3 separate regions of the Homo sapiens genome follow, and regions 2 and 3 are each linked to region 1. Evidence: chromatin loops called from intact Hi-C (ENCODE). Cell type or tissue: IMR-90. All regions are shown on one strand. Links, peaks and the distances in the headings refer to the core of each region. The heading gives the core; the rest is flanking DNA. Region 1 has its middle 49 kb from the start of LINC02160. Region 2 has its middle 130 kb from the start of LINC02120. Region 3 has its middle 94 kb from the start of LINC02120.

Evidence for each region. A loop is a pair of places that touch in the nucleus more often than their neighbours do. Peaks named below come from ENCODE experiments on the same cell type or tissue, not always from the same donor. Only the 100,000 strongest peaks of a DNase experiment are listed, where the experiment ranks them.
Region 2: a loop joins it to region 1, with 2.2 times the contacts of the local background. A loop is called at or near these places in 2 of 110 quality-filtered maps.
Region 3: a loop joins it to region 1, with 8 times the contacts of the local background. A loop is called at or near these places in 3 of 110 quality-filtered maps.

What each region holds. Positions count from the first base shown.
Region 1 is chr5:33,174,942-33,185,987 of GRCh38, forward strand. No RefSeq gene overlaps it. Among named protein-coding and RNA genes, the nearest start is that of LINC02160, 49 kb to the right of the region's middle. In IMR-90, for the core only: a CTCF peak has its summit at 6,160 (motif pointing left); a DNase peak (open chromatin) is centred at 6,150.
Region 2 is chr5:33,071,732-33,082,777 of GRCh38, forward strand. No RefSeq gene overlaps it. Among named protein-coding and RNA genes, the nearest start is that of LINC02120, 130 kb to the left of the region's middle. In IMR-90, for the core only: no CTCF peak of the experiment used is centred there; DNase peaks (open chromatin) are centred at 2,440 and 4,210; H3K27ac peaks cover 2,284 bases.
Region 3 is chr5:32,847,711-32,858,756 of GRCh38, forward strand. No RefSeq gene overlaps it. Among named protein-coding and RNA genes, the nearest start is that of LINC02120, 94 kb to the right of the region's middle. In IMR-90, for the core only: a CTCF peak has its summit at 5,097; a DNase peak (open chromatin) is centred at 4,961; H3K27ac peaks cover 533 bases.

The DNA of each region.
Region 1 (11,046 bases), core at 3,451-8,450:
GGATTACAGGCGTGAGCCACCGCACCCAGCCCACATTAAACTTTTGATTCTCATCAAATAACAAAGAACTTATTGCTGAAATGAAGCTTAGAGGTTATATAGTTCAGTGACGGGAGAGCAGGGGTGCGGCTAAACAGCAGAATCAGTGGAGATTTCTTTGAGAAAATCAATATGGAGACCTTGAGAGAGATTTGATGCATCCTCCTAAGGAAGCATGACTCCCAGTCCCAAGACAGAAAATTTTACTGGTTCAGTTTATTACTATTGTCCTTACTAGGCAGGGATTTCAGTTCAGGCCATATCAAAAGCCTGTGCCTACAGCTTGATATTCTGACAAACCAGCTAGGATCACATGAACGTCTAGTAGCTACCAAAAACCTTAATATTCCAAAATTAAATCAAATTTCTTCAAAGAAGTTGAAGACATAATAGACACTCAGAGACAGAGAGTCTCCTAATATTCATAAAACTGATTTAATTCTCAAAATAACCCTATTAATGGGGGTGGGGGAGGCCTACTAAGGTTGACAAGATTTAAAAATCCATTTCTCTTTGTTAATAAAGCATAAGAGACTATTCTTTGGAAGGAGCTTGGGAATAGGCTATGGAGGAGTAAAAGTCAATGCCACCATATTTTTTGCAATTTCTAGGTCTATATTGATGAAGGAGTAGCAAAGTATTTCCTGCAGAGTTTCAGGTGTACACAGCATGGACATTCTTCTATTATTTAATCCCTGTATAATTATACTAACAAAGTTACCCAACTGTGGATATTTTCTATTTCCAAACAAAAACCTGATTGCAGTGTTGATAATACGCAATTCAAATAAAAAATTTCAAGGTGCTGGGCATAAACGAGACAAGTGAGGAAAAGCAAATAAATCACAAATTAAAAATAAATATATAGTAAGTTAGTTGAAATTAAGAACTATGTAGACAAATAAAGTAGAATATGAAGGATTTAGAAGTCAGCTTCCCAAATGGTCCTCAGTGATTCTTGCCTGTTGGTATGCATGCCTTTGTGTAGTCCTCTGCTACACTGAATAGAGATGACCTATATAACCAACAGGGTTTTGCAGAAATGATAAGGGCTAGGTCATAAAAGACACTGAGCTTTCCCTTTATTCTGGCCTGGGATCACTCATGCTAGTGGAAGCCCTCATGTCATGAAGAGACTTGTGCAGTCCTATGGAAAGAGCAACATGGGGAAAAGCTGAGACCTCCAACCAAAACTAGCATCAACTTTCCAGGCATGTGAGTGAGATAACTTGGAAGTGGATCTTTCAGCCCCACTCATGACTTATGGTTGTTTCTTCAGCTGACCTCGCTTGCAACATGACTAGAGGGCCTAAACAGAATCACTCAGCTAAGCCACTACTAAATTCCTGATCCACAGAAATGGAGACAATATATATTTATTGATTTAAACCTCTGAGTCTAGGGTAATTTGTTATTCAATAATAAATAACTAATATAGGGAATAAGAGCAACTGTGATAGGAGGGAGTATTATATAAGAGGTGGCCAGTGAAAAAACTCTGATAAGTGATACTGAGCATAGATCTAAAAGCAAGTAAAGGAAATAAACATCTGAAAGAAGTATATTTCAGGCAGAGTAATCAGTGAGTACAAAGGCTCTGGGGCAGAACAGTCCTTCAGAGCTTTTTGAAGTAGAGAGTGAAGAAGGTGAGGTTAAAGCAGCAGTGGGACAGATGGGCAGATCACTGTGAAGACTTTGGCTTTTACTCTTGAAGAGATGGAAAGATATTAATGGCTTTTGAACAGAAGAGTCACATGATCTGACTTAAGCTCACTATGACTCCAGTGTTAAGAATAGTTTACAGGAAAGCAATAGTAAAAGCAACAGCATCAATAAAAAAGGTGGTGCAACAATCAAGTACAAGATGATAGTAGCTAGGATCAGGGAAATAAGAGTGGAAGGAAGTGATTGGACTTCAGTATAAATTGTTTGATAACTGCCTCCCAGCCTCTGCATAAGCCCTCTGTTCTCAAAAGGAGTAGGCTAAAGTTCTCATCTTTTGGAGAAATTGGGGAAACATGGAGAAAGGAGTGAACCAAGACAGAAAAATAGTAATCAACTTTGAGAAGTGAAGAGGCAAAGGGTGAGTCTCTGAATCCCAAAGAGTCTCTTGGCTATTTCTCACTAATGTCTTTTATAGAAATATAATTTTTTCCTTGCCCAGGATCCAATTCAAGATTATATATTGGATTTAGTTGTCAGGTCTCCTTTATTCTAGAACAATGTCTCAGTCTTTAATAACCTTGATATTTTGTAGAATACCCCTCAGTTTAGGTTTGTCTGATGTTTCTTCAAGTATAGATTCACATTTTTGCTTTCGGCAGGAATAACAGAAAATATGTGTCTTCTAGGTACATCATAGCTGGAAGTACATGACATTTGTCCTATCACTAACAATGCTGACTTATATTATTTGGTTATGATGGTGTCTGAAAGTTTGTCCACGATAAAGTTACTATTTTTCCTTTTGTAATTAATAAGTATCTTATGGGGTGATACTTTGAGATTATGTAAAAACTTGTTTCTCATCAGCATATTTCCACTCACTAATTTGATTGATGATTCTTGACTGAAACATTTATTACTATGGTGGATGTTTCAATATTTTTTGCTAATTCCATCATTCATCTATATTTACTACTTAATATTTTACTATTAGACAGAGTGCTCCTTTACCCTATTTATATTTATTTATGTGTTTATATAAAAAACTCATGACTTTTAATCTAACTATCATTATTTATTTTGATGCTCAATTGTCCAAAATTTGGTCAGTGAGGGCTCTTTAAACTAGTTCCAATGCCTTTTTGTCATGTCTCTGTCACTATTTGATCACTTCCTTAGTTAACAGCACACAAAAAGATGTTCTAATTGAACTTGAACTTTCTCTACACCAGCCCTGGAACCAGTCATTTTTTTTAAGGAACCCCTATTCCTTTTAGTAAACAATGGTATTTAGAAACTACATCTGGATGGCAGGGATGCTCGATGGTATTAAATGGTATTGTTTCTAGGTTATCTTCGTGAACAAAGATAGAACACGCCCCCCCCCCACACACACACAGATCTGTTTCTATTTACATATATTTTATTATATGTTTTAAAGCCATGAGTTCATAATGGCATCTCAAATTCTAACGTAACATCAAAAACTTCATTCTAGTCTCCACTTTATGTATCCGTAACTTGCTTCTTTGATAATAAAAAAACTTGTCTCACATACTACTATGTATTACTCTATACTAGAATACACTTCAAATAGTTTCAGAATTGCTAATTTATACCCCTGTGATATGGTTTGGCTATGTCCCCACCCAAATCTCATCTTGAATTGTAATAATCCCCATGTGTCAAGGGCAGGGCCAGGTGGAGATAATTAAATCATGTGGGCATTTTCCCTCATACCATTCTCATGGTAGTGAATAAGTCTCACGAGATCTGATAGTTTTATAAATGAGAGTTCCCCTACACAAGCTCTCTTGCCTGCCACCATGTAAGACATGCTTTTGCTATGATTTGCTTTTCGCCATGATTGTGAGGCCTCCCCAGCCATCTGAAACTGTGAATCCATTAAACTTCTTTTTCTTTATAAATTACCCAGTCTCTGGTATGCCTTTATTAGCAGCATGACAACAGATTAGTACACCCTGTGAAAAATAAACCTACTAACTAGAATAAATGTTTGTTTAAAGTTCTTTTTGTCTGTAACCTGAGGATATATAATCAAAATACAATGTTCAAAGCTCTTTAAATGAGTCTGCTCCCTTCCCATTCAGTATAGTTATGTTATCCATTTGAAATACAATTAGCCTCATTTATCCTGTTAGTATTCCATCATCCCCCCACACCCTATTGATTTCATCCATTCCTTCATTTATTTTAGGATGTGCAACATCATCTTGGTACTAAATGTCAGAAGTATACAAATACGTATAGAGAACTATCTCTCCCCCGAACCCATGTATTCTACCTCATTCCTTCTCTCTCTCTTGCTCTCACTCTCATATTCCTAATCATCATTGGTGGCAACTAGCTCATTATTTTTTAGTTTTAGTTTATGTTCCTTGTGTTTTTCTCTGTACAAATAAGCAAATATGTATACATTTCTATTTCCCTTTTCCTTAAATAAAAATTATAGGTGTTAGATGCTCTTTTGCATTTTGCTTTCTAAAAATTCATAAAACAGTATACCACAAGTTATTCTATATCAGAATAGAGGTCTTCCTTATTCTTTTTAAGCTGTATAGTACTACATTGGATGAACAGTCTCTAATTTGCTCAACTTCTCTCCTACATAAAGGCATTTAGGTTATTTCCAATATGTTGCAATTACAAAAAAATGCTGTAGTAAACAACTTTATGCGTGCATTTTTTTTTGAATTGTTGAATGAAAATCTTCAGAATAAATTCCTAGAAAAGGTGTCTGCATTGAAAGGTAAATGTCTAAATACTTTTACTAGATACTGCCAAATTCCCTCTCCAAAGGCTGTACCAATTGGCATGTTTGAGGTTGTCAGTATGAGAGTGCCAGATTACATATAACCTCGCCAACAAATGTGTTGCCATACTTTTTAGTTTTTTCCAATCTGAGAGATGAAAAATATATTTCTGTAGTTTCAATTTGCACTTCTATATTATCAGTGAGGCTGAATAACTTTTCAAATACTTAAGGGTCAATTTTATATCTCTTTTTGTAAATTGTTCATATCTTTTCTACCAAGCTTTTGGTGTTTCTTCTCAATTTTAATAGTTCTTTATACATTAGGGATACTAGCCCTTTATTTGGCTGTATATTGCAAATAATTTTTTTCAGTTGTCTGTTACCTTCTTATTTATCAGTTTTTAATGATCCTTTAATTCTCACATATAAAATATACTACCAAGAGCTTATTTCTCTTTCCTATTTACCTTTACCTCTCTTTTATCCTCTCTCTTTTGTTTGCATCATTACATTGTCAGAACATGTAATATTTCTACATTATACTTATATCTTTGTACCCATATTTCTTTTAATCTCATATCTATGATAAAATCTAGTAGATGTTTACCATATACCCCATTTCTGAAGTTTTCCCAGTTGTCCCTTTATTTAGAAAAAAAAACCATCCCTAGTAGACTTTACCTATTGTTCTAAGATCTGAATAAAGAATCCCCAATGCAAAATTTCTTCCTAGTTCCACACTCCCCACTCTGCACAGTTGCTCTATTGCTGTCTTACTTTGTATGTTGTTTTGGAGAAGTCTGACTCCAGTCTATGTTTTCCTCCTTGTAAATCATTTAATATTTTTGGTAGGAGGGCTTAAGAAAATTATTTTTTAGATTTCAAAATCTAATAGTTTTACTAGGATGTGCCTCAAAGTTCACCATTCCAGGTTGATTTTTCCAGCTACCCACTGAGCTCTTACTATATGCACATACAGGTCTTCATTTATTTCTGGAAAGTGTTCTCGAATTAAAGTTTTAAATATTAGCCCTGTTCTATTGTTTTCTTTTTCTGCTTCAGGGACTATAGTTTTTTTTATTATTATTATTTCGATAGTTTTTGGGGGACTGGTGGTTTTTGGTTACATGGATAAGTTCTTTAGTGATGATTTCTGACATGCTAGTGTACCCACAAAGACTATAATTAATATGTCTTCTTCTTTGCCTGTCTTCCATTTCAGCCACTTCTTTTCTGTTCCATTTTACTTTTCTGTGTGTCACTTTTCAATATCTTTTATGTTTTCCTACTTCAATATACCATAAAATTTTCATTTCAGTCTGTCCTCCCTTAGGCACTCTTTAATTTAGTCTTCATATTTATGATAATTTTCTCCTTTTCCTAATTTCTTTCCTGAGTTTAGTCAATCTCTTTTGATTTCTATAGCTTTTTGTCCACTTTGCCTTTAATGTTTTCATATCAACAAATGCTTAAGAATTCTAAATCAAGTTTGGAGCTTTTTATTACATTTTTCTTCTGCTTCGTGATGCTTTCTGAAGACAAATTTTTATCGGATGAAAATTTTGATTTTGATTTTGTTATAGTAGATAGCAGATTTGTATAGATTTATTCACTTTTGTCTAATCCATTTCGTAGATGTGTGGTGGCTTACAAAATTTTTAGTTCAATGGTGCCCTCTTCTGTCAGTGTAGCAGAGTCTAGTTTCTTTAATGGATATTTTGGGGATGGGGGAAGGGCCCAGGAAGGTGGGATTTTTTTTTTTTATGTGGAAATACCATATCACTAAGTAAAGTATTTCTATGTTTATCATTTTTACATAGGTTTTCATTCTATGACTGCATCTTAATGAATTTATTCCGTCCCTAATGATGAAAATCTAAATCGAACACATTGTCAAATTAATCTCCATAGAAACTGTACTAATATATACTCCTACTAGCAATGTGTAAAAAGGTCTACTTCCTCACAGCCTCTGATATGCTATATTGGCTAACATATCTAACATTTTACTCCACAATTTTACAGGCCTGTGAAAAATGGCATTACAGAGTAGTTTTATTTTATATTCATATTATGAGTGAGTTGAGCATTTTTCGTATGTTTAGGGACCATTTTCCTAAATGGTTCTATATTTTCACATCCTCTACCCTAATCTGGTACATTTCTAAATAACTCTTTGAACCTTGAATAGTTTCTGTAATGAACACAGTGCTGGCCCTTGTCTACAAAAGCTGCATTTTAAGAAGTAGAACAATTAGACAAGACTGAACACCTGACCTAGAGGAAGAAAAATCATAGGCTGAACTGATCCAAGCAGATTTCCCTTACCCTTAAATTTGAACTAATCCAAAACTGAGTCACTTAAGCTCATAAGTTCATAAGCTCTTAAGATAAAATATCCTGTAGATTTGGGATTTCAGTTTCCATTGGAGCTAGGACCACCGTAAGCCAAAGTAATCAGCTGGCTGAAGCTACGAGTAAAATGGGAAACAGAATGCTGATTGGCAAGCAGGAAAAAATGGGAAGGACACTCAGTGAAAAATAGAAATCAGAGATGGTATGACTCTGGAAGACGTGAGGAAGAGGCTTAGCTTGCTTCAGTGTGATGGGAATTTCTTTTTATTGTCTTTGATATTGCCTGTTGTAGCCTTTTTTAAAAAAAATTACTTTTTTCTTTGAATTAGTTTGTGTGAATTATTTTTTCCTTGATTAGAATGCCTTTCTTATGGAAAACACTAGTTTTGCTCTCTGTTGCTTCAGGGGTACAAATAAAGCCAATAGATGAAATATACAACGAATCAAAGTCTAACTTGATTATTCAACTTATGGAATGAATTCTCTCAGGAAGGTGAGTGCTTCCTCTTATTGGAACCATTCCAACACAGACTAGGCAATTACTAGGCAGCAATGTCAGAGAAAGGATACCAGTATCAAACGAGAGATTGAATTAGATGCTGTTTAAGCTTTATTTCACAACTGAAATTTTAAGAGTCTATGTATGGTCCTTTTATCTATTCAATGTTTGCTTATTGAATGAATTAAAGACTCTAAATCAAAAATACTTTTATTAAAATAAAATATATTTTGCTACTGGAAGGAATAATTCTTCCAAAACATCTAGAAAACAATTTTCTAGCTAGTGAAAAGGAAATCAGCCTGTAATATCTGGAACTAGTCTGACATGTGTGGCTGGGCTTCACTGTTGTTAAGAAGCTGGCCTTGTACTCACAGTTAGGCCATGTTATTTCCCTGTAGGACATAAACAATTTCACATGACACCAATATCAGAAAAGGTCACTCTGAGACCATGATAAAGTGAGACAAAACAACGTCAGTTTATAATTTTATCTTAGCATAGACAAAATCAAGGTCATTATGTCCCCCACGAAATACCCAACCTCCCTATCTCCTGGCTAATATGAGTGACTGCTGTTCCTTTACAAAAAAATAGCTTTATCCTCTTTCTTGTCTGCCCTCTCTGTTCACTGAGATACCCAGTCACGGAATTGTCCCCACTTTTTGAGAGTACCCAATCTAGAGCAAATCTCTGCTTTCTTGGACCCTCCCAAAAGTCACCCCACCAATGCTCAAATGCTATTATAGGTTCTTTCCAGCACCCTTGTATTGGTCTGCTCAGGCTGCCATATAAAATGCCATAGAATGGGTGACTTAAACAGTAGAATTTATTTTCTTACAGTTCTGGAGCCTGGAAGTCTGAGGTCAGGGTGCTACCGTGGTCTGTTTGTGGTGAGGGGTGACTTCCTGACTTGTAGATGGCTGCTGCCTTCTCGTTGTGTCCACATATGGCAGGGGTGGGAGGAAAAGGAAACTCCCACCATATCTCTTCTTATAACGGCACTAATCCCATCATGATGGCCACATCTTCATGACTTCATCCAAGTCTAATTACCTCCCAAAGGCCCCGTCTCTAAATACAATTACATCAAGATCAGGGCTTCAACATATGAATTTTGGGGGGACACAAATATTCACTCATAACAACACTATTACTGAGATGTCCCACGATTCCATGGGATTTATTCTCTTTCATTTTATCAAATAATAAATCATCAACTTGTTCAACTAAAAGTGTGTTTCTGGTGTTCCTTAACCAAAGAGCATTTTCATTAGAAAATGCTGCCTTTTGCAAAAGTTACTGCCATGTTGTTTCATTAAGTTTAGAACACTGGGCAGGTGGAAAGTGTTTAACAGATAGTAGGTATTCCTTGAAAGAAAATTAAACGAGGGTGTTGAGAAAATTGCTTAAACTGTACTGCTAAGAACAAAGCCCTGATATTTGCTTTTTATCTGCTTTTCTCCATTCATATCACACTACAAACAAGATGGGTTTTTGGAGGATGAAGTTGTCATTTAATGAATAAAACTGACTATTTAATGTGACTGCAAATTGTATCAACAGATTCAAGCTGGTAGCGGCTTAGTTCATACTGACATCATTCAATCTGCTAATATTTGTCCAGAATACTTAGGTTAATACACTCTCTGTGGTTCTGCATTTAGGGACTATTATATCATTTAAATATATTAATAGTTCTCCAAATGTCCTCAGGCAATGATAGTGGAATGCAAAATTCTCAATCTGATGCAAGCATAATTTACGGATTTTCCTTAATACTCATCTTTTTTACCATGGGTTTATATCAAAATACTAACAGAATAATCTCAGGCAGGCGGAGTAAATATAGTCAGGCCACAAACATTCCTTTCAGCCAAAGGTGCCAAAATTTCCAAAGTATGCCCTCTCCCCTTGGGCAGATAGCATCCTCAGTCTTCAGACACAACTGTCTAAAAACTGACCCCCTATAAGATTCATTCAAAATTGCATAATAACTTTTAGGCCCAGAGCTTCTAACAACAAGTGAAATCCAAGACGCAAAGAATTTAAATTACTTTGTACTGGTTAACTGAAAAAAAGCTGGCTTACTTACACGTGAAACAGATACCACACCTACGGTTCAGTTTTAATGGAACTAGAGCTCCTGGTGCTTTATACATCTTTCTCTTTTAATCAGTAATGTTGTAAATTACATAAACATCTTTCACAGCTTAAGGCTTAAAGCCTTTTATCTAAATGTAAACACTGGGCTAGGTGGGTAGAACCCCCCACCTAGCAGAATACCACAAATACAGAAAGTGCTTCTAGATAATACAGGGGAGGGGTACCTTATCAGGGCTACTCACACTTAAATATGCATAGGAATCACATGATCTTGTGAAAATGCACATTCAGTGGGTCTGTGGTGGTATTTGATAGTCTGTATTTCCAACAAGCTCCCAGGAGCTGCCCATGTTCATGCTGCTGGCCCATAATTAATTATTATTCTTTCTTTGATAGGAAAGCTACAAGTCTGCTATTTTGTAGAAATAAAAATATCCCTTTGAGATTTCCTTCCTGCTTTCTCTTTTTCATCTACTCCATTCCCTGGGTAAGTTCATTCATATAGTATAAAACACAGTTTAGGTAACCGAAACAATCGTACCTCCTAGAATGTGTCAAATGTTAAACAAACAAAAACCAACCAAAACCAGTACACTTTGCATGACAAGCAAAGTCAAATGCTTCTCATTAATTTCCTCTGATCATCACTAAAATTAAAAACAACTTGTCTGATGTTTAAAATTTAGACACAAACTTACTACAAAAGGAAAAAGAATCTTACAAATATTGTAGAACAAAACGATTACTAAATTGTGTTCAACTTAACTCTGCCATTATTATATAATTATTATATATTATTACTACCTTCTGTAACAATTACTAATGCTATTTTTTCCCTTTATCACAAAGAAAAATCAAAAAGAAATTATGATCATTTGTTGCACACGTTAAAAAGTCCTTTCACAATAATCGTCATTCTTCAGGCAGGAACAGTTAATATTTGTGCTCATTCTTCAACCCAATTAAAGCCCTGAAATCAATAATGGGTTGATTATTAGGGAAAAAGACAAAGAAGTATCCATGGCTACATGGGATTCAAAACCTAAATATATGAAGCCTGTACAATGAACTGAAATTATTAAAATTCAATTATGCCAAACAATTGGTTTAATTAATCCTTATTCTCCTTGAATTGATTTAATATGGAAAGTTATGATCTATTTTAATATAGTCCTTCTAAAATGGAATTTGACCATTTCATCTAAGGTGTCTAATACTTTAATATACAGTTCTTCAATTATGCCTTTGTAATCTTCTTTATTTCTCTAGGGTTAGTAGTTTTGTCCCCCTTTTCATTTCTGATTCTAGTCATTTGAGTCCTTTTTTTGTTCTTGGTTAGTTGAGCTAAAGGTTTGTCAATTTCATTAGTCATTTCAGGGAACCAGCTTTTGGTTTCATTATTTTTCTCTGTTTTTCTATTCTACATCTCATTAATTTCCTTTCTAATATTTATTTCCTTGCTTCTGCTAGTTTTAGGTTTAGTTTACTCTCCTTTTCCCAATGTCAATACAGAAGGGTAGGATATATTTTAATATAGTCATTTGTAGTATAAATTTACCTCTAAGTACTGCTTTTACTCTATCATGTAATATTCTTTTTTTTTTTT
Region 2 (11,046 bases), core at 2,218-7,217, 100 kb before region 1:
ATATGATGTCAAATCAGTCTGTACAAAATCCTCAGTCATATTACCAAAAAGTCTATGCAAAGCTGTATGATACAGGCCATAAGATAGAGACAACACAAGTATCCTTGATGGTATCCTGAGAAAAAGTGTAACGTACTACACAAGCAGCTTTTGTAATGCCCATGTCTGGTAGGTACTCAGCATTCAAAACTAACAGTAATTACTGCCAAAGCCCGCATTGTTTTTTGTGCTGATTTATATTGTGTTTGGGGTGGGGGTGCAAGGAGGAGAAAGAGAGAGAAGAAACTAGAGAGCAAGAGAGAGAATAAATTTTTATACCAAATATTAGTCTCCAGCATTCTCTTCTCTGGTTTATTGGAAATCAGATCATTTTGAACTATTTTAGCAGGCTAGTAGAGCCTAGCCTACTGTTAAGCACATAATTGATACCTAGTAACTAATCAATAGCCAGGCTTGCCATGAGTGCACCTGTGCTTCGGTTGCCAGCCCAGCAGGTGAGCCGTGGCTCCAAAGAGAAACACAAACAGCACTACTTTTCCTGTTTACAAGAAGTACTCCTATGAGTCTATCACTATACCTGAGATTCCTACTGACTAAGATGTCATGTCCCCCACCTTTATTACCTGGAGAGCCATACATCCTTTCAAGTTTTGTTTAAGTGTCCTTTCTACAGTGATTCCCCGTTGCCCAGCCTTCATTCTTTGTGTTACTACAACTCTTTGTTCACATAGCTATGATAGCACCTCTCGCAGAATGCTATAATGATCATTGTATGACTATGTGTATAAGATGATGACTACCTGCTTTGTCACTGTACTGTTGAATTCTATGAGGGCAGGGACCTTGTCTTTCCATCTTTGAATCCCCAACAGATGACAGTGACTCGGGGGCTCACAATCTCTCCCAGCCTTAGTTTCCTCATTTGTAATGCAGAAGGAATAATTTCAGTCTTTAAGGGTTGTCGTCAGGATTAAAAATAATACACGCACAGTGTCAAGAAGAGATGAAAACCAAGAGGGACTCAAGACCAAGAAAACACTGAGTAGCCATATTCTATTTGGAATTGTTATATTTTGTCAGCCATGTGTTGGAGCAAAGAGACAGAAGTTCTGCAGAGAGAAGAATGAATCAGACATGCAGTAAGAAGCAGAGATGGGAGATGGAGTGAGGTCATGCGTGGGTCTCCCTACAGCTTTGCAATTCCGAGTTCCAGTTTTCCTGAGGTCCAGCTGCATTCTTTGGCATTAAAATAAATGGGCTTAAAGTATAAAATGCTCAAGAAAGAACAGCTTTGGAAGAGGAGAATAGAGAAGTAGCAAATTGGGAAGAACTTAGTAATATTTATGTTGCACCTTTTGGATGCTTTGGGATGATTTGCTATGAGATCCCCAAAGTTTCCTTGAAACATATCCAGGAGCATAAAACATGCTGGTCCTGTCCACAGTCTAGATTGTACTTGGTATATAAATGTATGCAGACTTGCCAACCAGATTGCAGGCTCTTGGAGAGGGGAAATTATACCTTCTTCCTTTCCATTTGCCGTAGAGCCTAGCCTACTGTTAAGCACATAATTGATACCCAGTAACTAATCAATATTTGTTAAATGAATGAATCCAATTTTTTTGAGACAAGGTCTTGCCCTGTTGCCCAGGCTGGAATGCAGTGGTATGATCTTGGCTCACTACAATTTCTTTCTGCCTCCCAGTCTCAAGCAATCCTCCCACCTTAGCTACCCTAAAGGTACATGCCACCACACTCAGCTGGGTTTTTTTTTTTTTTTTTTTTTTTTTTTTTTTAAGAGATGAGTTCTCTCTGTATTGCCAAGGCTGCTGTCAAACTCCTGGACTCAAGTGGTCCTCCTAATTTGGTCTCCCAAAGTTCTGGGATAATTGGCATGAGCCACTGTACCCAGCTAGATTCTTTTATAAGGTACACAACAAGGGATCCAGAAAGCAATGAATCAGTAGTGGATGTTTCAGCCTCTTCTCAATCTATATACTCTTTTGGTATGATTCAGTAATACTCAGAGTTTCAGCCACTAGATAGGTTATGGATGGTGTTCACATCCTCATTTCCAGCCCAGGCCTATACTGCGGACTCTGGACTCTCATTCCCAACTGCCTGCAGTAGCTGGATATAATGACCTACAGGCATCTCTGTCCAGGGTCATCAAACACTGATCTTCAGACATCTCCAAATATCATGTTCTCCAAACTTGCCCCTCTGTCTACATTCTTAGTCTCAGAATACGGGCACCAGCACTTGCCATGCAGTCTGCCTAGCTGAAAAACTGTGGGTCGTTCTTCCCTCCTTCATGTCCTTCCCTCTGCAGACTAAGGAGAGCAATGTGGTGCATATAAAAAGCATAGGCTTAAAAGTCTCACAGGCCTGGAATTTGGCTCAATCACTTAGTTTTGACCTTGAAAACATTACTGCCTTGCGGCTCATTATCTTTGTTTGTAAAATGAGATTATTAATGCCTATCTTAGAGGGATGTTTAATAACTAGACTTAATGTATACAGCATTGCAGACTCCAACTGTCATTTAGTGTCCTGGACATGACTTTACTGTTTCATGGAGTACACAATGATTGGTTTATTTTTAAGTCCACACGAATCTCTAAGCAAGTTGAAGAGACGGTATTACTTTCATCTAATGCTTTGAATTTAATGAAATGGCATCGTTTTTCCTAAAAGCTCTGAATCTACATGTCAAAAAAATAGAATAAAAGACACAAGAACCAGTGGCATGGATAAATAAGAATCTATCTTATTAGACTTCATCTATAGAGTTTATATATATTCTGGATGCTTATTTTTCAAAAGCATTTGCGAAAAGGCAAAAGACATTATAAGAAGAGAAGAATATGCTACACTTCTTGGAGTAGAAGAAGACTATAAAATACCATGATGAACAATCTAAATCAGACAGAAATCTTTTAGACAATCAAAAACACAGTTAATATGGAATGTTTGGTCTGGCTAGCTGGGGTGACAGGATAGTGGGGCAAGGCACAACCAAGAATTGCATTTCAGTGACTCACTGCTCCTACAAAAACGGTGGCTTCTGAGAAATACAATTTAGAAGAAAATATCTATAATAAAATGTGAGGTGCCATACCAAAAATAACATAACATTTACTTAGGGGGGAAACCCTCAATTAATTGCCCTTTGAAAACGGAACCTTCTCAGAAATCACTGAGAATCTACCTGAAGATCTCAGGAAGTTTATGTGAGCTCATTTGATCATTATTGGTTCATTCATTCACTCATTAAACAAATGTTTTTTAAGTGCCTGCTATAAGCCAAGGCTGGGATATGTATGGTGGGGAACAAAGTATGCACAGTTCCTGTACTGTGGGGGAGGGGGGGTTACAATGTAACAGGAAAGGCAGGCAATTAACTAAGCAAAAACAATAAAATGCGATATATTCTCTATTGAGCATTATTTTAGTGCTGTAAGAACAGGAAGAATACTTAACCAATCTGGGCTTATAAGGAAGTGCTTTTCTCAAGTGAAGAAGAAGTAAAAAGATGATCAGGTGATAGGAACATTATATCCAAAAACTTGAAGGTAAGAAATGGAGAATCATCCCAAAAAGGAAAAACTTAAAGTTCAAGTTGAAACAGCTATAGATTTGGCTGCTGAGAAAGGTGAAAGTCAGGTTATGAAAGATTTAATTTTTTTTAAATGGACTGAATTGAGGTGCAATTTATATTCAATAATGCACACTCTTAAGGTCAAATGAATTTTGAAAAATGTTTCCATATGTAACCTGCAACCCAATGAAAGCATGGAACATTTCCATCTCCTGATGAAGTTGTTTAGTGCCCCTTTGCAGTCATCTCCCCTCCCTCCCCAGCACCCCCTGATACAGGTAGAAATTGCTCCACTTCCTATCACTATAGATTGGTTTTACTTGTTCTAGAATTTAATATAAATAGACTTTTCTAAGTATAACGTCTATGTGATTCCTCCATGCTGTTGTGTATCTCAGTAGCTCATTCCTTTTTATTGATGAGTAGGATTTGATTTTATGATATACTCTAATTTGTTTATCCAATCATTAATTTACTAGAACCCACCCTTATTTGGGTTGATTTTAGCTGCTATAAATGAAGCTCCCATGAGCATTCATGTACCAGCCTTTTTTATAAACATAAGTTGTTAGTTCTCTGGAGTAAATACCTAAGAGCGGAATCACTGGGTCACATGATAAGTAGGTTTAACTTCATAAGAAACTGGCAAACTGTTTTTTAAACGTGGTCACTCTATTTTACACCTTACTGTAAATGTATGAGAGTTCCTGTTTCTCCACATTCTTGTAAACATTTTATATTACTGGTCATTTTAATTTTAGTCATTCCAGTAGGTGTGAAGTGGTATTTCATTGTGATCTTAATTTGTCCTTTTGTGATGATCAGTGATGCTGAACATCATTTTTACATGATTATTGGCCATTTGTATTTTGCCTTTTGTAAAATTTGTTTACATTGTTTGCCATTAATTTTGAAAGAGTTCTTTATATATTGTTGATTCAAGTACTTTGTTAGTTATATTGTGGTAAATATTTTCTTCTAGTACATAGCCTGCCCTTTTATTAAGTGTTTTCTTTGAAAAGTGATTATTTTAATTTTTGTAGAAGCCCAATTTATCAATACTTTCTTTTCGGGTTACGGATTTTTTTTCCTATTTTTGCTTATAGAAGGTTTATAGTCATAATCTTTGCATTTAGATTTATAATCCATTTCAATTTGATTTTTGTATATGGTGTAAAGTAAGGGTTGAAGTTAATTGTTTTACATACGGAGATCAGATTCCAATTGTTTTAGCACCATATATTGAAAAGACTATCATTTCTCATTGAATTGTCTTACAGAAAATCAATTCCATTTTTACAATTACTGACTTTTTTCTTTTCTTGAGTATGTATAGGAGGAGCATCCTTAATCCAAATATCAAAAAATATAAAATGCTCCAAATTCTAAAAGTTTTTGTGTACCAACATGACCTCGCAAAGGGAAAATTCCACATCTAACCTCATGTGGCAGGTTACAGTTGAAACTTCGTTTTATGCCCCAAATTATGAAAACTGTTGTGTAAAATTACGTTTAGACTAAGTACATAAGGTGTATATGAAACATAAATGAATTTCGTGTTTAGACTTGGGTCCCATCTCCAAGATACCATGTTATCTATATGCAAATATTCCAGAGTCTGGCAAAAATCCAAAATCTAAAACACTTCTGGTCCCAAGCATTTTGGATAAGGGATATATATTACATTTCTGTTTATTTTGTGATTGAATACTAGACACTTGGGATACTATATTTTAGAAAATTAGGATTCTATCTTCCTTGCTTCCTATTTAGCAACAAATTTAATTTCTGGCTGCCCCCTAGAATGTGTCTAGGCTTGATTTTGTGCTTCATTAATTAGTGATATGGTTTGGCTGCATCCCTACCCAAATCTCACCTTGAATTGTAATAATCCTCATGTGTCAAGGGTGGGCCAGGTGGAGATCACTGAATCATGGGGGCAGTTTCACCATATTGTTCTTGTGGTACTGAATAAGTCTCACGAAAGCTGATGGTTTCATAACTGGGAGTTCTCCTGAACAAGCTCTCTTGCCTGCCGCCATGTAAGACATGCCTTTGCTTCTCCTTTGCCTTCTGCCATGATTGTGAGGCCTCTCCAGCCATGTGGAACTGTGAGTCCTTGAAACTTCTTTCCTTTACAGATTACCCAGTCTTGGGTATGTCTTTATAAGCAGCGTGAAAACGAACTAATACAGTTAGGAACTGTAAAAACCCAAGGTATTTTGCAAGCCCCTCTAAGCTGGTAAGACTCAGCCTCCAAACTGTCTCTCTATGGATCTTGGTAGAGGTTGGTTTTAGGCTTTCTTCAGATAATCCTACATTAAGTCTTTCTCTAGGGCATGGTCTTTACTCTTAAGACATGGTCTTTCTGCCATCTCAAGTGGATTCCAGAGGTTTTAAAGAGGCTTGAAGGACATTTCTCCACTCTGGCAAGGCTGGAACTCCAGTATCTGCAGGCACTGCTTAACCTCCAATATCTTTGTTCACCTTTCAGCCCTAGAGCAATTGCTAGCTGTTAAGCCTTGGGTTATTTGCCCTGAACCTATACAACCCCCTCTCAGTCATGAACTTGAAGTGTTCCATCACACAAATTTCTGAGAACTTCCTTCTTCTATGACATTCTACCTATTATATTCCTGCTGCTTCAGCTACCCAGAACTCTGATCTCTGCCCCTATGCTCAGTGGGACCACTGTACTCTGCTTGACTCCAGCTTTCTGTTCTGCAATCAGAAAATTGTTCTCAGGCAGAGAACTGGCAATTGTGGACCCCACTTCATGAGTTCCCCTCCTTTCAAAGATCGCAGGCTTAAAACTGTCAGTTACTTGAGACGTTTATGAAAGAAGTCTAGCTGGGCACCATTTAATTCATAAATGCTGGAAGCTATCAGTTTTTAAGCAGAGAAGTAAAGTAACCTATTTGTACTTTAGAAGGGTCACTCAGGTTTCAATGGAAAGTGAATTGGTAGTGGAAAAGACTGGTGCACACAGACAACACATGGCAATAGGAGTAATCCTGGAAAAAATTACCTATTTAATAAATACATATTTAGTGATCGCTATATGCAAGTTACTGTTCTCATTCTAGTATTAACTCATTCTAGTATTAACTCACTTAACCATCACCAATCCCATGATATAATAGTATTATTATCTCCATTTTATAGGTTGGAAAACGGAGGGACAGACAGGCTAAGTAATTTGACCAAAAAGCAGAGTTTGGGATTGAAAACAGGTGGCCTGAGTTTGGAGTCCATGATCTTTAAAACCAGACAGTGCTGTGGTAATGGTAGCCTAATGTAGTGGAAATGAGCAACCTTTGCTTCCTGAGCCTGAAAAGCATGGACTTCCCTTTCTGGACACTATTATTAGTAGACATACTGTGTGCCAGTGTGAATAGAACAACAATCCAGGCATCTTGGGAGATAAGGGATTCAAAGCAAAGATTCTTAGCCTATAATCAACATAAAGACTCTAAAAAAACAAAATTATGAAGAAAGTAATTATTAAACAATATACTCAGAGCAATTGCTTTAATGCTAAGCAGATGCTAGGGGATGTGACAATTGCAAGAATAAAAAAGACTATCACACCTGTAATCCTAGCACTTTGGGAGGCCAAGGCAGGCAGATCACCTAAGGTCAGGAGTTCAAGACCAACCTGGCCAACAAGATGAAACCCCGTCTCTACTAAAAATACAAAAATTAGCTGGGCATGGTAGCAGGCACCTGTAATCCCAGCTACTCGGGAGGCTGAGGCAGGAGAATCACCTGAACCCGGGAGACGGAGGTTGCAGTGAGCTGAGATTGTGTCATCGCACTCCAGCCTGGATGACAGAGGGGGACTCCATCCCCCTGCAAAAAAAGCTTAGACTCTATTTTTATATGGGTTATATTCAACAAGAGAGAGTCAACAATGGTCCTCAGAGCAATGGCCAGGAAATCGCTGAGAATTTGCCTTTTAACTTATGAAGTCATTTGCCTCTGAACCCACTTCCCTAGCTATAAAATTGAACTAAAGTAATATCAGTCAAAAGCATACATCACTGAATTAATTTTCATCTTTTAAAAAAGTCCTGACAATTTTTGTTACAATGCAATTTGGTGCAGTTGCTGAGATAAAGAACTGAAATGAACTGGAGAGGAAAAAATAAACCCAGAATACAAAAAAAAAAAAAAAGATGAAGTTTTGCCATTCTTGGAACAATAAATGAAACAAAATATCTGTTATTATGAAATAACCCCATTAGAGAGGTCAGGGAAAATGGCAGCTGAGGTTAAAATAAAAATAGTCAGATAGGTTGTGTGCTGACATCTGGGTCTAGGTCAACATGTCATGTGTACCAAGTTAAGAGTGTCTTCTGAATTTTAGTGATAAACAACTACTCAGATTAAAATATGCCATAAAAATTATGTTTTTAAAAAAGCACTGTTTACATTTATCTGTGGAAATTTCTGTCCTGCTGATAACCCAAATGCATGAGTTAAACCATCTGCCTCTTTTTCTGATGTGAAAGGGAATGATGTAAATGCTGTTTACAGCAGTGAGTTGGTTTGCTGGGAGGCTGCTGTTTTTTATCAGCATTTTAACATTGGATAACTGAGATAACTGTACTTCAGGCATATTCCCAAGAAAAGTCCATAGGCATCTCTCCTGGTGAGGGCAGGTTTATCATGTTTACAAATGTCCAACTCTACTCAAGATATACATGCAATCCAGAGAGTCACATAAGAGACAGTGTGATAGAAATGACACGCATTTTGATGGGAGATTAATCCAGATTCAAATTCTGCCTTTCTAATCTTGGCCAAGTTATGGAAATTTTCTAGATCTTTGTTTATTCAGCCATAAAATAAGCTTACTATAGGGGGTTGAATGGTGGACTCCATTTATCCATGTCCTAACCCCCAAAACCTGTGAATGTGACCTTATTTAGAAAAAAAAAGTCTTTACAGGTATAATTTTGAGAAGTGATCTTTCTGGGTTTTCTGGTGGGTCCTAAGTCCAATGACAAGTGGCCTTCTGAAAGATGCACAGGGTTGAGCTGCACGGGAAGAAACGGAGAATGAGGCCATGTGAAGACAAACGAAGAGATTGGACTTATTTAGTCACAAGCCAAGGAATACTTGGAGCCACCAGAAGCTGGAAGAGGAAAGGAAAAATCCTCTCCTAGAGCCTTTAGAGATAACATTGCCCTTAGAATACCTCAATTTCTGACCTCTGGCCTCCAGAACTGTGAGAAAATATATTTTTGTTGTTTTAAACCACCCAGTTTGTGGTAATTTTTAACAGAAGCCCCAAGAAACGAATACAATGACATTATAGGTTTTTTGTGGGGAATATAGATAGAGCTGTGCATAGCCAAAGTAAACATTTATTTAGTGTTAGCTACTATGGTAATAGTACATGATACTTCAAACACATGGCTACAAATACTTGTGGAATCAAGGACCAAGTGTCTTCCACTTCAATATAAAATTTATAAGGTCAAGTGTCCCAGTTACTGCTAAGGATATTTGAAAGAAGAAATCTGAAAAAAAAATTTATTGGCTACTAATACGAAGTTCACTTGTAAGGAGAGGACTCACCTTTACTGAAGATAAGATTTCTAAAGCCCATTTCAGAGGAGAGGCTGAGCCTCTAGGTCCTGGATATGAATAAATGTACTTCACATAAGAGAAGAGGACTCCAGGAAAATGAAGGGGGAAAGAAAGGCAGAAAAGGCTCCAAGCTCTAAGCTATAACCCGCTCTCTATAACCATCTTCAGGAAAGCCTCAACATCACAAAACATGACTTGAGAGGAATGATTCTCTCTCTCCCTCCCTTCCTTTCTTTCTTCACTGCTTTTTTCATTGAAAGTGTAGAGAAATGAGGCTTCAAACCCAGAATAATATAGAAAACTGAGACTGAATGGAAAGACAAAAAGATACAGGTGTTATTAGTGTTTGCTTAGATCCAGGCACCACCTCAAAGTCAAGTTAGGATACAAGAGGACTACATGTGCAAAGAATGACCAAAGATTAGGCTGAAATCTTGATGTTCATTCTCCTTTAGAAAACCTTCACTCACCAAACACATAGTTCAACTGAAGACCTTTTATTCACAAATGCCAAGAATTCTGGAATGGAAATATTTTTCTGAGATGCAAAATTAACTTCCAGGATGTAAATATTTTTTACTTTTAAAAATCTGTCACAGGATGTATTTTTTAGGGCAACATATATGTTTTGAAGTCAGGTATTTTTACCTAAGATTACTCCAAATGCGGTTACAACTGGTACAATCATTTGCAATAAAACTAATTCATCTAATTCATATGTCTAATGAAGAATTGAATTACCAGCCAAATTACATTTTCTATGTAATATGCCATCTTTGAAAACTGTTTTTCGTAATCTAGGGGGACCAAACACATCAAATACATGTCATATTATTAGAGAAAAAATACAAGCTAAAGTGTCTGAATTTGTAGGTAAAATACAAATTCAGACGATGTGATGTCAAATACAGACAAGAATAATTGGAAAAGTTTCGTGGCAGAATAGTGTACTTTAATTAAACACTGAGGAAGAATCAGAAGGTGATCACCAGAATAAAATTTCATAAAGGCAAGCCAGTTAAACTCCCAGGATTCCAGGGATGAAGGTAGGAGGAAGAATGAGGTGTTTTCACTCTTTGACTTCACTGAAGAGGAAATTTGAATGAGAACTGAAGTGTCTGAAAATGAAAATTATATTCGGCATCCATTTATCACATGGGGAAAATGGTAAATGGGAACAAAATAATAATAAGAGGTATAGTTTCTGATGCGCTTACGCTCATGAGCTTAACTATAGAGCTAAACTGCAAAATTACAAAACATTTTAAAATTAAAATGCAGCCTCCTCTTAGGTCAAAATGTTTGCCTAAGTGGGTAGATTGGTTAGTCTGGACCCTTTGGACACTTTTAAGCATTCCAGAATGCCTCCAATGAATTTAGAATGCCAAGATTGTGCACAAATATGCTATTTAAAATTCTAGAATTGCATTTGTTAATCCAATTAAGTCTAGCTTTGCCAGACACAGGGGCTGAACTCCACTTCAAATCATGTAGCTGAAATATACTCAAAAAATTTATGTAAAGAGAAACCCATTCTAATTCCACAATACCTGTTTCTAAAATGACTGCAAATACTCAAGTTACTAACATTTCTTTGGAAATGATTATTGCTATATCTTCAATCACTCCTTTACACACACACACACACACACACACACACAAAAGATGACATGAAATGAACAAAATAGGTAGGAAACTGTTAGTATTGCAAATGTATTTTATTTACCAAACCATTATAGGTTTAAACTTGTATTCATACCTTGACTCGTACATTCTCATTCATAAGCACATATCTTATCTATTTAACTTCATTAAATCATCTGATTTTCTGTTTAAGTCCATTTCTA
Region 3 (11,046 bases), core at 3,107-8,106, 330 kb before region 1:
AAAATATTCACTTCTTATTTCTGAGGATGGGTTTTCATACAACTCAACCCCTTTCCAAATATGGGAAGAGTTGTAGCGAAAAATGTTATTGAGTTAGGAACAGGACATCGCCTCCATGCCTGCCGGCTACACTGCATTTGGATTCACAGGGACCAGGGGTGAAAAGGCCAGCTTTCTTGGTCCTGAACTCGTTCCCTCAAATTTTAGTTGTTCAGTTCATACATAAGCCAGTGACGCATTTTCTTCCCTGAGGGGTTTCAGAATTATGGGCCACTAAATGCTGCTGATACAAACAGTTCAGCATTACTTGAAAGAATGGAGTTACTGGATTTAATTGCTCAATACCCATTTAAAATATAATCTATCTCATAGCTTCTTTAACTCCCACCTTAGCTTCTTACCCATCCAGTGGACCTTGGCAGGATTTCAAATATTCTGGAATAAAGAAAATGTGCCCAGATTCAATATCATTTGGGGAAAATGAACATATAAAAGTAAAATTTATGGTTTTCTAAAACTAACACTTTTTTCAATTAATTTCATTACTTTTAATTTTTGTTCTATTATTTGTATGTATGTGTGTAGATATATGAGACCAAAAAACCTGGAGAGTTTTAATTTCCTGTCTTTCTTTCTCTCTCTCACTTTACTTGTCTTTCCTGACTCATTTCCTTCCTTCTTTCCATCTTTTCTTCCTTCCTTCTATCCTTCCTTCCTTCCTTCCTCCCTCCCTCCCTCCTTCCCCCCTTCCCCCCTTCCTTCCTTCCTTCCTTTCATGCTTCCTTCCTTTCCATCTTCCTTTCACACATTGGTGCATGCATTCCATTAATACATATTTACTGAACACCTTCCACACACCAGACATTCTTCTAGGCAGTAGATACACAGTAGTGAACAAACTGAGAAAAGTTGCTCTTATATTCTCATGGGAAGAAATATACAATAAACAAGATACATGAGTAAAATATATATTATGTTAGATTTTGGCAGTTCCTAGGGAGAAAACTAAACTAAGAAAGAGAAACGGAGAGTAGGATGGCAATTTTTCAAAGGGCGATCAAGGAATGCCTGTATGTAACAATATGGATCTCAGCCAATGTAAAATGAAGTTATGCTAGGAATTACAAACAGGAACAATTTGGGGTTTGAATCCCTTAACTGCATAGACATTTTGGGTAATTGCAGTGAGGTTCTTTGCATCTTGCATTTCTCATCCCTTAAGTAAGAGTGGTGAGGTCGGGGTGGAGGAGGTAGAGTGCTCTTACTAGTGAAACAATCTGTTGTAACATGCACACATAATACTCAAGATCATTCTTGCCTCCCCCTGTTCTTTCCCAGCCTGTCAGCAAATTCTCTTGGCTCTACCATCAACACATTCAGAATCAGACCCCTGCTCCTGCCTCCCCTGTCACTATTTTGGTCTGAGCCACCATGATGTCTCCTCTAGATCATTGCAATAAATACTTACTGATCTCTCAGCTCCTTGCCCTACACAAGTCAGTTAGAGCCAGGCTTCAGGAAGTCAGATTGTGTCACTCCTTTGTTCAAACCCTGCAATGGCTCCCAGTGATGCAGGGGACCCACCAAGTCCTCCTTGGAGTGGCTTTGGAGGTCACTCTGTCTTTGTCTACAGCTCCTGCTTTCCCTCCCTCCTCTCCCACTTCTTCATTCTTTCTTGAGTGTCATTGCATTTTCCTGCCTCTCATGCCTTTGTTTTATCTTCCCCCTGTCTGCAATGCTTTCTCTGGCTCATCCACCTCACTACCTCCCTCAAGTCTTGGCTCAGCTCTCTGCTTCTTATGAAGCCCGTATTAATTCCCCTAACTGAGCTTCTCAACCTCCTCCCTGCACCATCCCTACCCCTGGCCTCCATAGCATGCTCTACTTTCTTCTTATTTCCATAGTGCTTATCCCTTGTACACATCTGATAAAATTTACTACCTAATTTACTCACTGTGTTCATGTTTGTCTCTGCCTGCTGGAAGGTGAACTTCATGAGGTTAGGAGCCTTGTCTGTTTTGTTCACTGATGTGTCCCTGTGCCTGGAACAGTGCCTGGACCACAGTAGGTGCTCAATTAATATTTGTTCAGAAATAATGTCCTCTCATGTGCATGTGCATACTCTACACACACACACACACGCACACCTATGCATATACACTTTTCTTACCTCTTCATTTTCTTTCATGCTGTGTTAGGTCCACAATGCTTTCCTTCACACTCTTTAGTCATATCCTCCTGTTAAGGGATGAATGTTTGTGTCCCCCACAAATACATATGTTGAAGCCCTAAGCCCCTGTGTGGCTGTATTTGGAGATGGGGCTTCCAAGGAAGTAATTAAGGTTAAATGTGGTCATAACGGTGGGGCCCTGATCTGATAAGATTAGTGTCCTTATAAGAAGAGACACCAGAGAGCTTGCTCTATCTTTCTTTCTGTGTGCAGGCACCAAGGAAAAACCAAGAGAACACAGAGAAAGAAGGTAGCCTTCTGTGAGCCAGGAAGAGAGCCCTCACCAGGAACCAAAATGACCAGCAGCACCTTGATCTGGGACTTCCAGCATCCCAAACCGTGAGAAGTTAAATTCCTGTTGTTTAAGCCACATAGTCTGTGGTGTTTTGTTACAGCAGCCTGAGCTAACACATGAACCCATGCTCTTAGACTTACCTTGAATCTCTCTTCCTCTATTAGGTCATTGCCAACTATGCTAGTCCACAGGGACACCGATTATCCAACTTTCTACCAAACTTTTAGATTCCCCACAATTTTTAGAAGCATTGACTTGCCCTCTATTTTGCGTGCGTGTACCTAGTCACCCCAATAAAATATAAGCTGCTGTATGCAGACAGAGGCTGAGACAAATACAAGTCGATGGTGCTAGGTTCCCCTTGGAGAAAGTAACTGCATCTTCTTCTCAGAGTGTTATAGAATTATTTTGTCGCCCAAGGTCACACAAATGGTGTTGAAATAGAATTGGGCTCTATTCTCATAAATCCTAGTCTAGGAGAATAAATAGCAAAAAGGAGAAGAGGAATATTTATTGGGTAACAGCAAGAGGAAGCCAAGAAAGTTAGAGAAAGAGTGACCTTGTGTTAGACAGAGAGGGCACTTGATGGGGAACTAGAGAAGCATGAAAAAGGGGAGAAGATTGGGTGTGTGGATCATTCAGTGAAAGCTGATGAGATGGTTTTGTTTGTTTTGCCTATTTTAAGGTATTTAATCACTATACTTCAGTCTGTTTTATCTAATTTGTACAAATTTATGGAGTACATGTGCATTTTCTGGGGTACATGTGCATTTTTGTTACATGCATTGATTGCATCGTGGTCAAGTCAGGGATTTTTGGTATTTGTCAGGATGTTTTTGAAGTCCAGCTGAATCTGGGTTTGCATATGGCTCTGGAAGCTTGAAAAAATTACCCTTTACCTTCTATCTTAATTTCCTCATCTAAAAAATAAGGACAGCCTTTGCCTCATCAAATGGGCATGAAGATTACATGAGAGAATGTAGCTGAGGCTGAGAGTAGGGGAGTGCATAAGTAAGAGCCTGTGCTACTGCTGCTGTGGGCCAGTGCGGCAGGAGGGTGAGGGTGAGGCCGCAGTAAGAGGGACAGGGATTGGCAGGTTGCTGTCTGCAACGCACTGAAGCAGGAAGGTGAGATGGGAGAGAGCGTGGAGTAAAGCTATCATAATAGGGGAGGAGAAGCATGGGCATGGGTGGGCTATTCCTGTATTAAATTCTTGCAGTGGAGGGAATTAAAGCATAATGGAATGTATTATTCTGTGCTCTGTTCTGTGGCAGAATTTAGCAGAGCCTCAATTCTTTTTTTTTTTTTTAATTGATAAAGTACCATTGTATCTCTGGGTCTTTATCTGTAAGCACTATTGAGTTGTGAATGTTAAAAAGAAATTAGGGTTACAGCCCCAGGGCACCATCTCTGAAGACCTTTGTGCTGTCGAGGAACAACAGGAGCATTGCTCTATAAAGCTCTGTATCTATTTATCATCTCCCCAGGGGCTGTTGTAGCCAAGTCACAGCGAAGACCTTTTAACATCTTCCCTAAAAGCTTTGTGCCCAGTTTGACTAATTCACAGCCCCGCTCTCCCAGCATAGCTTTTTCATCTCTCTTCTCTTTTACTACAGAGGTTCTCAATTAGGCTTTTGCGGAAAGGCTATCAGGAATAGCAGAGATTTTTCAAAGTACACATGCCAGCAGCCTGTCTGAACAGGCTTCAGTCATGGGTTCCTCATTGAGACAGTTGATCACATGCAGGCCTAAACTTTCCTTTTACACCTTGTAGTCACATCTCTGAATCAGTCACCTGTTATTTTATACCTGAGCTTGTGGAAACCTCCTCTTTGAGTCCTCATCGTCAGATCATGTCTCGTCGGTCCTTCATCTAAATTCCTTAATTAATCTCAGGGATTCAGCTGCATTCCATGAAGAATGGGCTTATAGTTTAGCCCTTATATTTTCAAGAGGTAATTGTAAATAACTTTGCAACTATTTTAAAACTTCATTGAAAAAGAACTGCAGATCCACTAGATGACAGGATTCAATCTTCCAACTTTCTGCAGAGGCTAAAATTTATGGGAAAGAACAGGGAATTCGCTTGTGACTCAGCAGTGTGACCAGCACTACTCCCTGGGAAGGGAAGAAGAAATCAATGGACAAGGGACCTGAAGGGACTTGTCAGACCCCAGGACACTCTACCTAGGAGGATAGAGTCATGACCATTTTCCCACTCCCTTTTAGGGAGGTCCCACAGTCCAAGGCATGGCCTAGATATATTGTTTCCAAGGCAAGAAGAACCCTCTGGGGGTATTGAAGAGAATATTCTAAGAATCTTTTAAATCAACAGCTTAGCCTCTTGACCATGAGGAATGTGCCCTCCCCAGGGATGCCTGGAGAAGACGGAATGTGCACCAGCCGCGGAGCCTTACCTCATCCTCCTCCCGTCTCTGCTGGCCTCTGCTCTGTAACGTGATAGCAGGACCTTTGTGCTCTCTGTATCTGCTCTCTGGGAGAAACTGTGAGCTGGACTAACTTGCCTTTCGTTTCATCCATTTCCACCTCCAGTGACACTCTACACCCTTATGCTGCCCCCTAGTTGCTCGAAGAGTATTTTGGGGATAGGCAGTATATCAAAGTTTGCAAACTGATAGACCACTTACAGATGTTTCATCTCGAGTCTTTTTTATTTTTAATTATAGGTACCAACATTTGTAATTCAGGAGATAAAATTCCACATTTCCAGGTTCTCTTGAAAAACAACTCCAAGTTCTAGCCTCAACAGACCACATTTCCTCAGGTCACAAAGCTATCCCTTTTAGTTGGGTCTGGGCTCTTCAGTTTGCATTTGCTACAATCCTTACTCCTCCCTTTTACTTTAAATGGATCTGTTTTACTAGATCATTATGACTATTTTTACCCATGTGCCCATAGATCATTTTCGACCTCCAGTGTAGAGATATGATTAAGCACACAGACATTCATCAGATTTGAACCTCAGCCTTAGTGATGGAGAGAACATTACTTAACACCAGACATCATATTTTTCTCATCTGTGAAATGGGGATAATAATACCTACCTCATAAGTTGTTATGGAATTAGATAATTTCTGCACAGCACCTAAGAATAGTATCTGGCTCATAGAAAACTTCCCATTAAGGACGGCTCTTTCTAATACACCTAATAGGGCACTCCTCTCAAAAGCTGTTCCAGGTGTCATGCACCTTTCCTAACCCCTTCCCTCACTTCTCATCTTCTCTCTGGTTGTTCCCAACTCATAAAAACAATCAATCAAAAATTTTAGTCACTCACTCAAAAATTTGGAATAGAATATCAACTAAGTGCCAGTCAATGTGTTAGGTACGGGGGAAAATAGTGCAGGGGAGATACATCTCTATGAGTAACACAAAGTCTCATGTCTCAAGGAGTTCATGACCTATGGTATAATAATGTTATATGTGATCAGAACTATAATTGAGCTATACATTAGGCCATGGATCACTAAGGAGGGCACAGCAATGAAAACAGTTGTTATAATCACTTGTATTTGTAAGTAGTGTGCTCCTAAACCAGCTCTCCTCCAAAAAAAAACAAAACAAAACAACTCTCTGTCACATTTGTCAATTTCTATAGTGTAAATACTTCTACTATGGCCAGTTTCAAGCTACCAATGGCTCAACGATTGACTCTTGTGGCTCCAGCACACACTGTTTGTACATACCTTTTTTATACAAAGCCCCTTTACAAGCACTCTCCTAGCCATAGCTCTGAGCAGGCACAGCTTGGATTATTGTCTATTTCAGAAAGAGAAACTGAGGCTCAGAGAGTTTTGTGACTGTCCCAAGATCACAGAGATGGTGAATACAGTACCAAAGAACAAGGCTTCTCACTTGACTGCAGCCCTGCCCTGTACAGTGCTCCTTCAACTTTTTGGGACACTGGAGAATTAAAAAAATTTACTACCTATGCACCTTTTGTACAAAGCTACAAGAAGACATGTTTCACTAAAATGTGGGAGTAACTAAGAAAGAGGAAGAATGTGATGCAGGCAATAGGCATCCTGCACAAGAGAAAAGTGCAGGGAATTTCAAGGATGTCATTGGTTTTTTACTAAAAAGTCATCTTATGGGGACAGCCTTGCAATAGGTCTAACGTTCAACAGATTCAGACTGAAGTATGTCAGAGGCCCGGAGGAGAATTTTTTCAAGAAGAAAAATTAAATAAAAGGTTGCAGATGTATTCAGAGGAAATGTACCAAACTGGGAAGAGTTTGGTGGTGAATAACAAGTAGATGCAAAAATAAGCAAATGAAAAGACAGAATAATGATTAACTCTAGGAAAAATCAAAGCAGGACAAATAAGGTAACATCATTGTAGCATAATATAGATCTCAGATTTCAGTAGCATTTACATAGTTAGAATAATGTAAACATTAAATATTGATTTAACCAATATGATGATGTAACCATATTTAGGAGAAGAGGAAGTAAGGGTTTATTCAGGTGGTGGGAGTTGAGGGGTGTGTGTGTGTGTGTGTGTGTGTGTGAACAGTTAAATATTATCACATCTAAAACTAAAAATGAAAAATCAAGGGATAGAATTATGAGCTTACATTTGACTAAATCAAAATGAAAATACTTATATATCAAAAATTTATTGTAGGTAAAGTCAAAGGGCAAGATTGGGAGATAATATGTACAACACATTTAGCAGATAAATAATTTGTTTCTAGATATATAAAGAATTTTACATGTAGCTCACGGATGAGTAGAATCAATATTGTGAAAATGACCATACTGCCAAAAACAATCAACAAATTTAATGCAGTTCCCATCAAAATACCACCATCATTCTTCACAGAACTAGAAAAAACAATTCTAAAATTTATATAGAAACAAAAGAGAGCCCATATAGCCAAAGCAAGACTAAGGCCTTTATTTCATTCCTTTGTGTGTTTAGGTGTGTTGCTGTGCTGACTAGAAATTACAGCATAATGTTAGAGAAATTGTACTAGCAATTAAAATGTCAATTTATGTGAATTTGAAAAAATGCATAAAAATCCTACATGTAAACAAGAAAAAAATACAACTCAAAGAAAAATAAGCAAAAGCTCTGGACAGGAAATACAGAGAAGAGTCACATATGGTCAATACATATATAAAAAGATATTTAGCTTCATTAATGATCAGAGAACTAAAGAAACAATACAATTTTACATTTGTCAGATTGGTAACAATCTAAAAACTTTTTTCATTGTCAATTTTGTACAATTGTAAAAAACACGTAACACACAATTTACTATCTTAAACATTTTGAAGTGTGCAGTTTAGTACTTTAAGTATGTTTTCGTTATTGTGAGCAAATACCCACAACGTTTTCGTCTTGCAGATCTGAAACTCTATACCCATTAAACAAAACCTTCGCTTTACACGCCCCCTGCCCCCGCAATCTGTCCGTGGTAACCGCCATTCTGTTTTCTGTTTCTATGAATTTAACTACTTTAGATTCCTGATATAAAAGGAATCATGCAATATTTGTCCTTTTGTGCTGGCTTATTTCAGTTATCATAATGCCTTCAAGGTTCATCCATTTGTAGCATGTAACAGGATAGCCTTCTTTGGAAGACTGAATAATATCCTAATATATATATTATCTAACATAATATATTATATAACATATAACATAATATATTATATAACATATAATATATTATATAACATATAATATATTATATAACATATAATATATTATATAACATATAATATATTATATAACATATAATATAATATATTATATAACATATAATATAATATATTATATAACATATAATATATTATATAACATATAATATATTATATAACATATAATAGATTATATAACATATAATAGATTATATAACATATAATAGATTATATTATATAACATATAATATAATATATTATATAACATATAATATAATATATTATATAACATATAATATATTATATTATATAACATATAATATATTATATAACATATAATATATTATATTATATACATTATCCTAATATATATACACACATACACATATACATATATGTATATGTATACACACATACACACATACACACACATACACATGTATGTGTATACATATACAAATACAATAGAGAGCTATTTGTATATGTATACACACATACACATATACATATATGTATACACGCATACACATGTACATATATGTATATGCATATGTATACATATAGATGTATACACACATAGATATATATACATACCACATTTTGTTTATTCATTCAACCATTGATGGACATTTGGGTTGTTTTCACCTCTTGGCCATTGTGAATAGTGCTGCTGTAAACAAGGGTATACGTATATCTCTTTGAGATCCTGCTTTCTTTTTTCCTGGATATTTACCCAGAAATAGAATTGCTGGATCATGTGGTAGTTCTACTTTTAATTTTTTAAGGACTCTCCATATTGTTCTCCATACTGGTTGCGCCTTTTTGCAACCCCATTAATAGTGCACAAGGGTTCTAATTTACTCCATGTTCTTGTAAACAATTGTTATTTTTTGATTTTTTTATACTAAGCATCTTAAAGAGTGTGAGGTAATATCTCATTATGGTTTTGATTTACATTTCTCTGATGGTTTGTGATGTTAAGAATCACTTTAGTCTTTAATGGTCATTTGTATATCTTCTTTAGAGAAATGTCTAAGTCTTGTGCTTATTTTTTAATCAGGTTATTTGATTTTTTTGTTGTTGAGTTGTAGAAGTTCTTTATATATTCTGGATACTAACCCTTATCAAGTATATAGTTTGTAAATATTTTTTTCCATTTCATAGGTTGCTTTTTAACCTACTGATTATGTCTTTTGATGCACAAAAGTTGTTAAATGATATTATTTCATTAGTTTATTTTTGCTTTTGTTGCCTGTGTTTTGGTGTCATAGCCAATAAATCACTGCCAACCAAGACCAATGCCATGTAGTTTTTTCTCTATGTTTTCTTTTAGTAGTTTTATAGTTGTAGGTCTTATGTTTAGGTCTTTAATCCATTAAGAATTAATATTTTTATGTGGTATAAAATAAAGTTCAACTTTATTATTTTTTAATGTTGATATAAGTTTTTGCGGTACCATTTATTAAAGAGAATGTCCTTTCCCCATCGTCGAGTAGTTTTGGCACTCTTGTTGAAGACCCTTGGACCATATACATGATGATTTATTTCTGCGCTCTCTATTGCATTTCACTGGTCTATTTTTCTGCCTTTATACCGGTACCACACTGCTCTGATTACTGTAGCATTGGAATATATTTTGAAATCAAGAAGTGTGGGTCATATAACTTTGGGTTTTATTTTTTCAAAATTATTGTCTATTTGGGGTCCCTTAAGCTTCCATCTGAATTTCAGGACAAATTTTTCTATTTCTGAAAAAAAAGGCCACTGGATATTGATAGGAAATGTGCTGGATATGTAGATTGCTTTAGATAGTATGGACATTTTAATATTAAGTCTTTCAATCCATGAACGTGGGATGTCTTTCCATTTATTTGTGACTTCTTCAATTTCTTTCACCAGTGTTTTATGGTTTTCAGTGTACAGATTTTCCACCTATTTGGTTAAGTTTATTCCCAGGCATTTTATTATTTTGACACCGTTGTAAATAGGATTTTTCAAAATTTCCTTTTTAGTTTGGTCATTATTTGTGTATAAATATTACTGATTTTTGTATGTTGATTTTGTATGCTGAAACTTTACTGAATTATTTATTATATCAAATGTGTGTGTTTAATCCTTGGGTTTTTTTTTTTTTTTTTACACATAGGATCATGTCACCTGCAAACAGAGAAAATTTTACTTCTTCTGTTCCAATTTGGGTGTCTTTAATTTCTTTTTCTTGCCTAATTGCTCTGGCTAAGACTTCCAATGCTATGTTGAATAGGAGTGGTGGCAGTGGGCACCCTTGTCTTGTCCTCATTTTAAAGAAAAACTGTCAGTCTTTTACCATTGAGTATAATGTTAGCTGTGAGCTTTTCATAAATGACCTTTATTATGTTGGGTTAGTGTCCTTTTATTCCTTGTTTGTTAAAGATGTTAAATAATGTCATATGATGTCAAAGATGAGGTGAGATTCATTTTTGAAAAGCCTTTCTGGAGAGCAGTTCTGTAGCATCTATTGAAACTGAAAATGTGTATACTTTGTGCCCCAGAAGTTTAACTTGTTGGCATCTACTCTAGTACACACTAGCACTAATGTGCAAGGAAATAAACATGAAAGGTTCATTGAATTATTGTTGTAATAGCAGAAATATTGGCAGCCACAGCAATGGCCATCTGTTTCATTTTATTTTTTAAGTTTAAAAAATAATTTCAACTTTTATTTTAGATTTGGAGGTACATGTGTAGATTTGTTACTTGGGTACGTTGTGTGATGCTGAGGTTTGGAGTATGATTGATCTTGTCACCCAGGTCCTGAGCATAGTAGTTTTTTAACATTTGCCCCCCTCCTTCCTCCTTCTAGTAGTCCTCAGTG